Linked DNA regions of Homo sapiens: all the other regions are linked to region 3. Evidence: chromatin contacts called from ENCODE Hi-C or POLR2A ChIA-PET data. All regions are on one chromosome and are shown on one strand. Each heading gives the region's core, a stretch centred on a gene start or an enhancer-like site at or near the end of the contact. The rest is flanking DNA. Distances are from core to core; before and after follow the strand shown. Region 1 has its middle 15 kb from the start of CRCP. Region 2 overlaps CRCP (CGRP receptor component). Region 3 holds the start of LINC03006 (long intergenic non-protein coding RNA 3006).

The links. A loop is a pair of places that touch in the nucleus more often than their neighbours do. ChIA-PET counts read pairs that join two places held with the same protein, here RNA polymerase II (POLR2A). Pooled maps may share reads with other maps.
Region 1: a pooled map shows a loop between it and region 3 (3-fold over the local background). The contact joins the enhancer-like site here to the promoter of LINC03006 in region 3. A Hi-C loop is called at or near these places in 1 of 50 pooled maps.
Region 2: a pooled map shows a loop between it and region 3 (3-fold over the local background). The contact joins the enhancer-like site here to the promoter of LINC03006 in region 3. A Hi-C loop is called at or near these places in 1 of 50 pooled maps. POLR2A ChIA-PET finds 5 or more read pairs at or near these places in 2 of 52 experiments (activated CD8-positive, alpha-beta memory T cell and activated T-cell).

Annotation. Positions count from the first base shown.
Region 1 is chr7:66,098,678-66,101,648 of GRCh38, reverse strand. No RefSeq gene overlaps it. Among named protein-coding and RNA genes, the nearest start is that of CRCP, 15 kb to the left of the region's middle. RefSeq lists an enhancer at 883-1,444. Within about 2 kb of position 1,533, at least 38 of the 41 ENCODE cell types and tissues checked have a DNase peak (open chromatin) inside an H3K27ac peak, as active enhancers do.
Region 2 is chr7:66,147,065-66,150,045 of GRCh38, reverse strand. All of the region lies in intron 5 of CRCP (CGRP receptor component), which reads right to left. Among named protein-coding and RNA genes, the nearest start is that of CRCP, 34 kb to the right of the region's middle. RefSeq lists enhancers at 1,382-1,561, 841-2,040. Within about 2 kb of position 1,450, at least 18 of the 41 ENCODE cell types and tissues checked have a DNase peak (open chromatin) inside an H3K27ac peak, as active enhancers do.
Region 3 is chr7:65,769,524-65,772,584 of GRCh38, reverse strand. It overlaps LINC03006 (long intergenic non-protein coding RNA 3006), which reads left to right and starts at 1,775. Exons shown (of 8, transcript NR_038378.4): 1 at 1,775-2,118. RefSeq lists enhancers at 1,624-1,873, 2,120-2,742, 2,743-3,061.

The sequences.
Region 1 (2,971 bases), core at 284-2,783, 330 kb before region 3:
AGGTGTGAGCCACTGTGCCTGGCCTCATTTTTTTTTTTTTACTTCACTTTATTGTGCTTCAGAGATATTGCATTCCTTAACATTTTTTAAATTTAAAAATATAAATAGGCCGGGCGCAGTGGCTCAAGCCTGTAATCCCAGCACTTTGGGAGACTGAGGTGGGCGGATCACAAGGTCAGGAGATCGAGACCATCCTGGCTAACACGGTGAAACCCCATATATACTAAAAATACAAAAAAATTAGCCGGGCGTGGTGGCGGGCACCTGTAGTCCCAGCTACTCGGGAGGCTGAGGCAGGAGAATGGCGTGAACCCAGGAGGCGGAGCTTGCAGTGAGCTGAGATTGTGCCACTGCACTCCAGCCTGAGCGACAGAACAAGACTCTGTCTCAAAAAAAAAAGATAATAATAATAATATTTAAAACAATTTAGATGGGGGGGGGTCTCGCTATGTTGACCAGGCTGGTTTCGAACTCCTGGCATCAAGCAATCCTCCCATCTCAGCCTCCCAAAGTGCTGGAGTTACAGGCGTGAGTCACCATGCGTGGCCCATTTTTTAACATACTAGAGGATTGTGGCAACCCTGTGTTGAGGTAGCGTATTGGTGCCGTTTTTCCAACAGCATGTGTTCATTCGCTGTCTTTGTGTCACATTTCGGTAATTCTTATTGTATTTCAAACTTTATTACTATTTTTTTGAGACAGAGTCTTACTCCATTGCCCAGGCTCAAGTGCAGTGGTTTGACCATAGCTCACTGCAGCCTTGACCGCCTGGGCTCAAGTGATCCTCTTGCCTCAGCCTTCTGAGTAGCTGGGATGACTGGTTTGTGCCACCATTCCTGGCTAATTTTTAATTTTTTTTTAAATTTTTATTTTTGTAAAAACAGGGTCTCACTATGTTGGTCAGGCTGGTCTCAAACGCCTGGGTTTCTAGCAATCTTCCCGCCTCAGCCTCCCAAATAGATGGATTACAGGCGTGAGCCACTGCACCTGGCTCTTTTTTTTTTTTTTGAGATGGAGTCTCACTCTGTCGCCCAGGCTGGAGTGCAGTAGCCCGATCTCAGCTAACTGCAACCTCCGCCTCCCAGGTTCAAGCGTTTCTTCTGCCTCAGCCTCTGGAGTAGCTGGGAGTATGGGTATGAGCCACCAAGCCCGCTTGGCTGTTTCTTTTTCTTCCTCCCTCTTTCCTCCTCCTCATTCTTTTTCCTCCTCCTTCCTTCCTCCTTACTGCTGCCCCCCAAATTGCTGGGATTACAGGCATGAGCCACCGTGCCTGGCAGTTTCCGTCTCTTCCTTCTCCTCCTCCCCCCTCCCCTCCCCTCCTCCTTTACAGGCCTGAGCCACCAATCCATGTAGTTTCCTTCTCCTCCTCCTCCTTTACAGGCATGAGCCACTGCGCTTGGCTGTTTTTTCCTCCTCCTCCTCCTCCTCCTCCTCCTTTACAGGCGTAAGCCACCTCGCCTGGCTGTTTCCTCCTCCTCCTCCTTTACAGGCTGCGCCACCACACCTGGCTGTTTCTCCCTCTTCCTCCTCCTCCTCGTCCTTTACAGTCGTGAGCCACCTCGCCTGGCTGTTTCCTCCTCCTCCTCCTCTTCCTTCTCCTCCTTTACCGGCATGAGCCACCCTTCCTGGCTGTTTCTTCTTCCTCCTGCTCCTCCTCCTCCTCCTTTACAGGCATGAGCCACTGTGCCTGGCTGTCTCCTCCTCCTCCTCTACAGGCGTGAGCCACTGCAACTGGCTGTTTCCTCCTCCTCCTTTGCAGGCTTGAGCCACTGTGCCTGGCTGTTTCTTCCTCCTCTTTCTCCTTTACAGGCGTGAGCCACCACGCCTGGCTGTTTCCTCCTGCTCCTCCTCCTCTTCCTCTTCCTTTACAGGTGTGAGAGCCACCAGGCCTGGCTGTTTCTTCCTTCTCCTCCTCCTCCTCATTCTCCTCCTCCTTTACAGACCTGAGCCAGGGAGCCTGGCTGTTTCTTCCTCCTACTCCTCCTCTACAGGTGTAAGCCACCAAGCCTCGCCGTTTCCTTCTCCTCCTCCCTCTCCTCCTTCTCCCCCTCCTCCTCTTCTCCCCCTCCCTCCTCCCCCTCCTTTCCTCCTCCTCCCTTCTTCCTTTCCTCCTCTTCCACCTCCTTCTCCACCTCCTCCTCCTCCACCTCCTTCTCCTCCTCCTCCACCTCCTTCTCCTCCTCCTCTCCTCCTCCTCCCCTCCTCCTCCTCTCCTCCTCCCCCTCTCCTCCTCTCCTCCTCCTCCCCTCCTTCTCCTCTCCTTCTCTCCTCCTCCTCCCCTCCTCCTCCTCCCCTCCTCCTCCCCTCCTCCTCCCCTCCTTCTACTCCCCTCCTCCTCCGCTCCTTCTCCTCCCCTCCTCCTCCTCCCCTCCTCCTCCTCTCCTCCTCCTCTCCTCCTCCTCTCCTCTCCGCCTCCTCTCCTCCTCTCCTCTCCGCCTCCTCTCCTCCACTCCTTCTACTCCCCTCCTCCTCCGCTCCTTCTCCTCCCCTCCTTCTCCTCCCCTCCTCCTCTCCTCTCCTCCTCCTCCCCTCCTCCTCCTCTCCTCCTCCTCTCCTCCTCCTCTCCTCTCCGCCTCCTCTCCTCCTCCTCCTCTCCTCCTCCTCTCCTCCTCTCCTCTCCTCCACTCCTCCTCCTCCACCTCCTCTTCTTTCTCCTCCTCCTCTTCTTCCTCCTCCTCCTCCATCTCCTGCTCCTCCACTGCTCCTGGCTGTTTCTTCCTCCTCCTCCTCCTCCTCTTCCTTCTCCTCCTCCTCCTCCTTTAACAGGCATGAGCCACCACACCTGGCTGTTTCCTCCTCCTCCTTTACAGGCTTGAGCCACTGTGCCTGGCTGTTTCTTCCTCCTCCTCTTCCTCCTTTACAGGCATGAGCCACGGCCTGGCTGTTTCCTCCCGTTCCTCCTCCTCCTCCTCCCCCCCCCACTCCTCCTTCTTTCTTATGTATGTATTTATTTATTTATTTACTTACTTAT
Region 2 (2,981 bases), core at 201-2,700, 380 kb before region 3:
TCACAAGGTCAGGAGATCGAGACCATCCTGGCTAACACAGTGAAACCCCGTCTCTACTAAAAATACAAAAAATTAGCTGGGCGTGGCAGCGTGCGCCTGTAGTCCCAGCTACACGGGAGGCTGAGGCAGGAGAATGGTGTGAACCCAGGAGGCAGAGGTTGTAGTAAGCCAAGATCGTGCCACTGCACTCCAGCCTGGGTGACAGAGTAAGACCCACTCTCTTTGGGGAAAAAAAAGGTGGGGGTGAGGGATAATGTAGTCATTGTCATTTATCCTAGTGATCCAAGACGTGCTAGTAAGTTTTTTATTTCTGAAAGTTTCTTTTTTGTTTATATTTCATTTAGTTTAATGCAGCTTAGGGTTTCTTCCTGTGACTGGGAACCTTAGGTTGAAAAAAAAGGTCTTGACTGTAATTAAGGAGGATTGGATGTTGATAAAAGCTCCGGCCGTTAGTGAACTTAGCAAAATTCTTTTCTGCACATTATTTTCTCAAACGGAGATCATCTTTTCTCCAGGTTAAATAATCAAATCTTGGCTATTTCCCTCCTTTCCCTGCTTTATTCTTTGGGCGCAATCATCACTTACTGCAGTCTCAAACTCCTGGGCTCAAGCAATCCTCCTGCCTCAGCCTTCCAAGTAGCTGGGACTATAGCTATGTGCCACCATGTCCAGCTAATTATTTTTTATTATTTTTTGTAGAGATGGGGTTGCCCAGGCTGGTCTTGAACTCCTGGGCTCAAGTGATCCTCTCACATCACCCTCTCAAAGTGCTGGGGTTATAGACATGAATCACTGTGTCCGGCCTTTCACCTTTTCTTTCCAACACAGGAGAAACAGTCCAAATAAAGAAGTAAAGTTCAAAGCACCATCTCAAGGTTCTCAGATACCAACCATTTCAGGTAGTTGAGAACATAAGGGGAAATAAAACTTAAAAATCCAAAGTATCAACAGCTGGGTTAACATAAATGATACATTTATTATCTCAATCCCAGGAGCATCAAACCGGGTTGCCGACCTCCAAAAATGGCAACTTGAAGTCGCCAAACCTAAAGTCCTACTTTCCTCAAAATGATTCAAAGATCTGATAGCAACAATGTATACTATTAAATATTTGATCCAGAACAGTTCACTGAATCTGGCTTTCTAAATTTCAACTTTCTCTAATGTAAAATGAAAGTAACGCCTACAGCGAGGACAAAAGGAGAACACATGTAACAGTGTTTTACAAGCAATAACGCTCTATATGAGTCAAGACTTCATAATCACGAAATCACTAACAGGCCTAGATGGTAGTGCTGTTCAGGGCAGTGGCCTGTGAGGTCACAGGATTCACTGACCTCAGGCCGGAGGGCTCACAAATCATTCCAAATCAATACACAACCGGGCACAACAAGTCCTAAGCTGGGTGGCCACCTCATTTCCTCACCGAGCCTCTGAGTCAGCAGGCAGTCATCAGAGGGCCACAGCAAATCACAGCCCAGGCGTAACTGAAGAGGTGAGGCTTCAGCCTCCAAAAGACACCTGGCTTCCAAGTGAATGCTAATAAATGTTGGATGCTGGGACTGTTTTCTGAACCCAGGGAGAAAAAATGGCTCTAGTGTTAATATAGGGAACTTCTCACTCAAGTCCTTTGTGCTTGCCACTGTAAGTGAAACCTTTTATTTCCTTTTGTTTTCTAGAGAAGGAGTTTCGCTCTTGTCGCCCAGGCTGGAGTGCAGTCACGCTCACTACACTTCGCTCACTACAACTTCCGCCTCCCAGGTTCAAGCGATTCTCCTGCCTCAGCCTCCCAAGTAGCTGGGATTACAGGTGCCCGCCACCATGCCCAGCTAATTTCTGTATTTTTAGTAGGGATGAGGTTTCGCCATGTTGGCCAAGCTGGTCACAAACTCCTGACCTCAGGTGATCCACCCACCTCGGTCTCTTAAAGTACTGGGATTACAGGCGTGAGCCACCGTGCCCAGCCATTTGCTTTTTTTTTTTTAAAAGACAGGTTCTTGCTCAGTCACACAGGCTGGAGTACAGTGGCACTATCATAGCTCACTGCAGCCTTGAACTTCTGGGCTCAAACAATCCTCTCACCTTAGTCTCCTGAGTAGCTGGGACCACAGGTGTGCGCCACCATACCTGGCTAATTTTTTTCATTTTTTGTAGAGATGGGGTCTTACTATGTTGCCCAGGCTGGTTTTGAATTCCTGGCCTCAAGCAATCCTCCCACCTTGGCCTCCCAAAGTGCTGGGATCACAGGCGCAAGCCACCATGTTCGGCCACAGCTTTCATTTCTTATTCACTCTGGTGAGAAGCGATACTGCTACAAACCTTGGTAAACAATTTGCTACCTTTTGTAGCCAAATTCCAGAGTGGGAAGAATCTGGCTATAAAATGGTCCAACTACTGAGAAACAGCAGTTTCTACCAAGGCCTACCTACTTTGTAGAAACGAGAAGGAAACCATCTCAGGGGATGCCACACACATCTTTCTTCTCATCAAGCACAAGTACCTGGCTTGGAGGAGCAAAGTAAAGCTTCTGAATCAGAAGGTCCCAATCAGCCACTCACCAGCCCTCTGGGCTAAAATGGAGAGGACACTTGCCCCCTTCCAAGACTATGGGGCGGGCATTCGAAGTGACAGACAATCACAGGCACCAGGACCAAGGACTGAGACCGTGTCTGGCACACCCCATGCACTCTTTTTTTTTTTTTTTCCCAAGATGGAGTCTCACTCTGTCACCCAGGCTGGAGTGCAGTGGTGCAATCCTGGCTCACTGCAACCTTGGCCTCCCGGGTTCAAGTGATTCTGCCTCAGCCTCCCAAGTAGCTGGGATTACAGGTGTGCACCATCATGCCCAGCTAATTTCTGTACTTTTAGTAGAGATGGGGTTTTACCACTTTAGCCAGGCTGGTCTTGAACTCCTGACCTCAGGTGATCTGCCCACCTTGGCCTCTCAAAGTGCTGGCATTACAGGCATGAGCCACCGCGCC
Region 3 (3,061 bases), core at 526-3,025:
TGAGCAGAGATCATGCCACTGCACTCCAGCCCAGGTAACAGAGCAAGACCCTGTCTCAAAAAAAATAGGGCTACATTATTTATGAAACAGATACTGTTGACTCAGTCACCAGAAAGCGAAGGTCGCCAACATCAGACAAATTCACTGGAGGACCTATGTATGTGCTTTGAAAGACAACACTGTTTTGGTAAAGAATACTGTATTTCAGAAAAACATAATCATATTAACAACTAATAACACTGTAAAATGCTGATGTGTTGAATGCTACTTTAGAAAAACATGTTCAAGTCTAGGAAAAAGATTTCCGATAGAAAACTACGTATCAATTACCTAGCTAGCTAGCTATCTAGAGACAAGGTTTCATTCTATTGCTCAGGATGGAGAGCAGTGGGATGACCATAGCTCACTGCAGCCTTCAGCTCCTGGCCTCAAGTTATCCTCCTGCCTCAGACTCTTAAGTAGTGGGGCCACAGGTGGACACAGGTACACCTGGCTTTTTTTGTTTGTTTTTTATAAACAGGGTTTCACTACATGGCCCAGGCTGGTCTCAAGCTCTGGAGTCTTGCTCTGTCGCCCAGACTGGGGTGCAGTGATGCTTCTCGGCTCACTGCAACCTCCGCCTCCTGGGTTCAAGAGACTCTCCTGTCTTAGCCTCCTGAGTAGCTGGGACTACAGGCATGCACCACCACGCCCGGCTAATTTTGTATTTTTAGTAGAGATGGGGTTTCTCCATGTTGGTCAGGCTGGTCTTGAACTCCCAACCTCAGGTGATCGGCCCGCCTCAGCTTCCCAAAGTGCTGAGATTACAGGTGTGAGCCACCGCGCCCAGCCTAATTTTTGTATTTTTTTGTAGAGACTGGGTTTCACCATATTGGCAAGGATGGTCTCAAACTCCTGACCTCAGGTGATCCACCCGCCTCGGCCTCCCAAAGTGTTGGGATTACAGGCGTGAGCCACCGCACTTTCTTATGTTATTAAATAGCCTAGCCCAGGAGGGTACGGTGGCTCACGCCTGTAATCCCAACAACTCTAAAGGCCAAGGTGAGAAGATCGCTTGAACCCAGGAGTTCGAGACCGGCCCGGGCAACATAGCAAGACCCCCCCCATCTCTACGGAAGATACAAAAATTAGGCCAAGCGTGCACCGCGCCTGGCTAATCTTTGTATCTTTCGTAGAGACGGGGTTGCGTCATGTTGTCCAGGCGCATCTCGAACTCCTGAACCCAAGCCATCCTCCTGCCTCGGCCTCCCAAAGTGCCGGGATAGCACGGCCCAGGGAGCCTCATGTGTTCTTTAAGCAGTCCCTCCCGGTTGTACACTTGGATAGTTTTCTTTTTTATTTTTTTATACAGGGTTTACCTCAGTCTCGCAGGCAGGAGTGCTGTGGTGAGATCACAGCTCATTGGAGCCTTGAATCTTGGGGTTCAAGTAGCTGGGAGGCTGAGGTTGGACTACAGAGGTGGGGTTGCGCCATATTGCTAGGCTGCTCTTGGCCTGAAGGAATCCTCCTTCCTGGGCCGTGCCCGGACACATAGTTTTCCATTTTTGACCGACATAAATACTGTGCTGGGTGGGAGTTTGTCAACTACCCCTTTCCAGCCAGCAACACACAGGAACTGGCGGGGAGGTCGCGGTTACCAGGCTCCACTCTGAGAAGACTGCCCAGCTCCAGGAACTGTACAGCCCTTGTGACGTGGCAGAAGGCCCGCCCCTGTGACGTCACCGAAGGCGCCCCCAAGATGTCGCAAAGGCCCGCCCCTCACGCAGAGCCAATCGGAACTCCAGGTGCTGGGTCTTCCAGGAGCGCGCCTGCGCGGGAGGGTGACCACAGGCGGCCGGGCGGGATGTCCTGTCCGCAGTCTTCAGCCCAGCCGCCGCCACCCATAAGCTATGAGGAGGAGTTTACGACCACCTGGACTACTACCACCTGCGTGACTTCCCGGCCTGCGGGGTCCGCGCAGCAAAGGCTTGACGCTGCTGGAGCAGGCGCTGCGCACCTACTGGCTGGCGCCTGGTAGGCACGAGCGCAGGGTCGCCCAGAAGCTCCTCAATGGCCTGAGCAAGTACCAGCCAGCGCCAGCTGCAGCCCTGGCCGCGCACTCGCCTCAGCTGAGCCTGGGTATGTGCACCCCCCAACACTTCCCCCAGCCATGTTCCGGGGACCTCGAGAGCGTCCCCCACCGCCCGGTGCCATTCGTGCTGGGCAGGGTCGGCCCCCTTTGAGGCTGCCCCGCGTTAGGGAGCTGCACCGCACCCCCCCAGCTTGACCTCTGACTGCCGTTGCAATAGTATTAAAGCCTTTGGAACTTTGTAGGTGGGTAGAAGGGGCTAGGAAACGAAGAAAACATCTTTTTAAAAATTTATATAAGGGACTGGCCGGGTGCGGTGGCTCACACCTGTAATCCCAGCACTTTAGGAGGCCGAGTGGGTGGATCACCAGGTCAGGAGTTGAAGACCAGCCTGGCCAGCATGGTGAAACCCCGTCTCTACTAAAAATACAAAAATTAGCTAGGGGTGGTGGCGGGCGCCTGTAATCCCAGCTACTCGGGAGGCTGAGGCAGAGAATTGCTTGAACCCGGGAGGTGGAGGTTGCAGTGAGCCGAGACCGCGCCATTGCACTCCAGCCTGGGCAACAAGAGCAAAACTCTGTCTCTAAATAAATAAATAAGATTTTCAAGGCGAGGCATGGTGGGTCACACCTAAATAAGTAAATAAATAAATAAAATGGATTTTCGGCTGGGCATGGTGGCTCACGCCTGTAATCCCAGCACTTTGGGAGGCCGAGGCGGGCGGTTCACGAGGTCAGGAGATCGAGACCATCCTGGCTAACACGGTGAAACCCCGTCTCTACTGAAAATACAAAAAAAAAAAAAAAATTACCCAGGCGTGATGGCGCGCGCCTGTAGTCCCAGCTACTGGGAAGGCTGAGGCAGGAGAATGGCGTGAACCCGGGAGGCATAGTTTGCAATGAGCCAAGACTGTGCCACTGCACTTCAGCCTGGGTGACAGTGAGACTCCGTCTCAAAAAAATAAATAAATTATAAAAAATGAAATAAAATGGA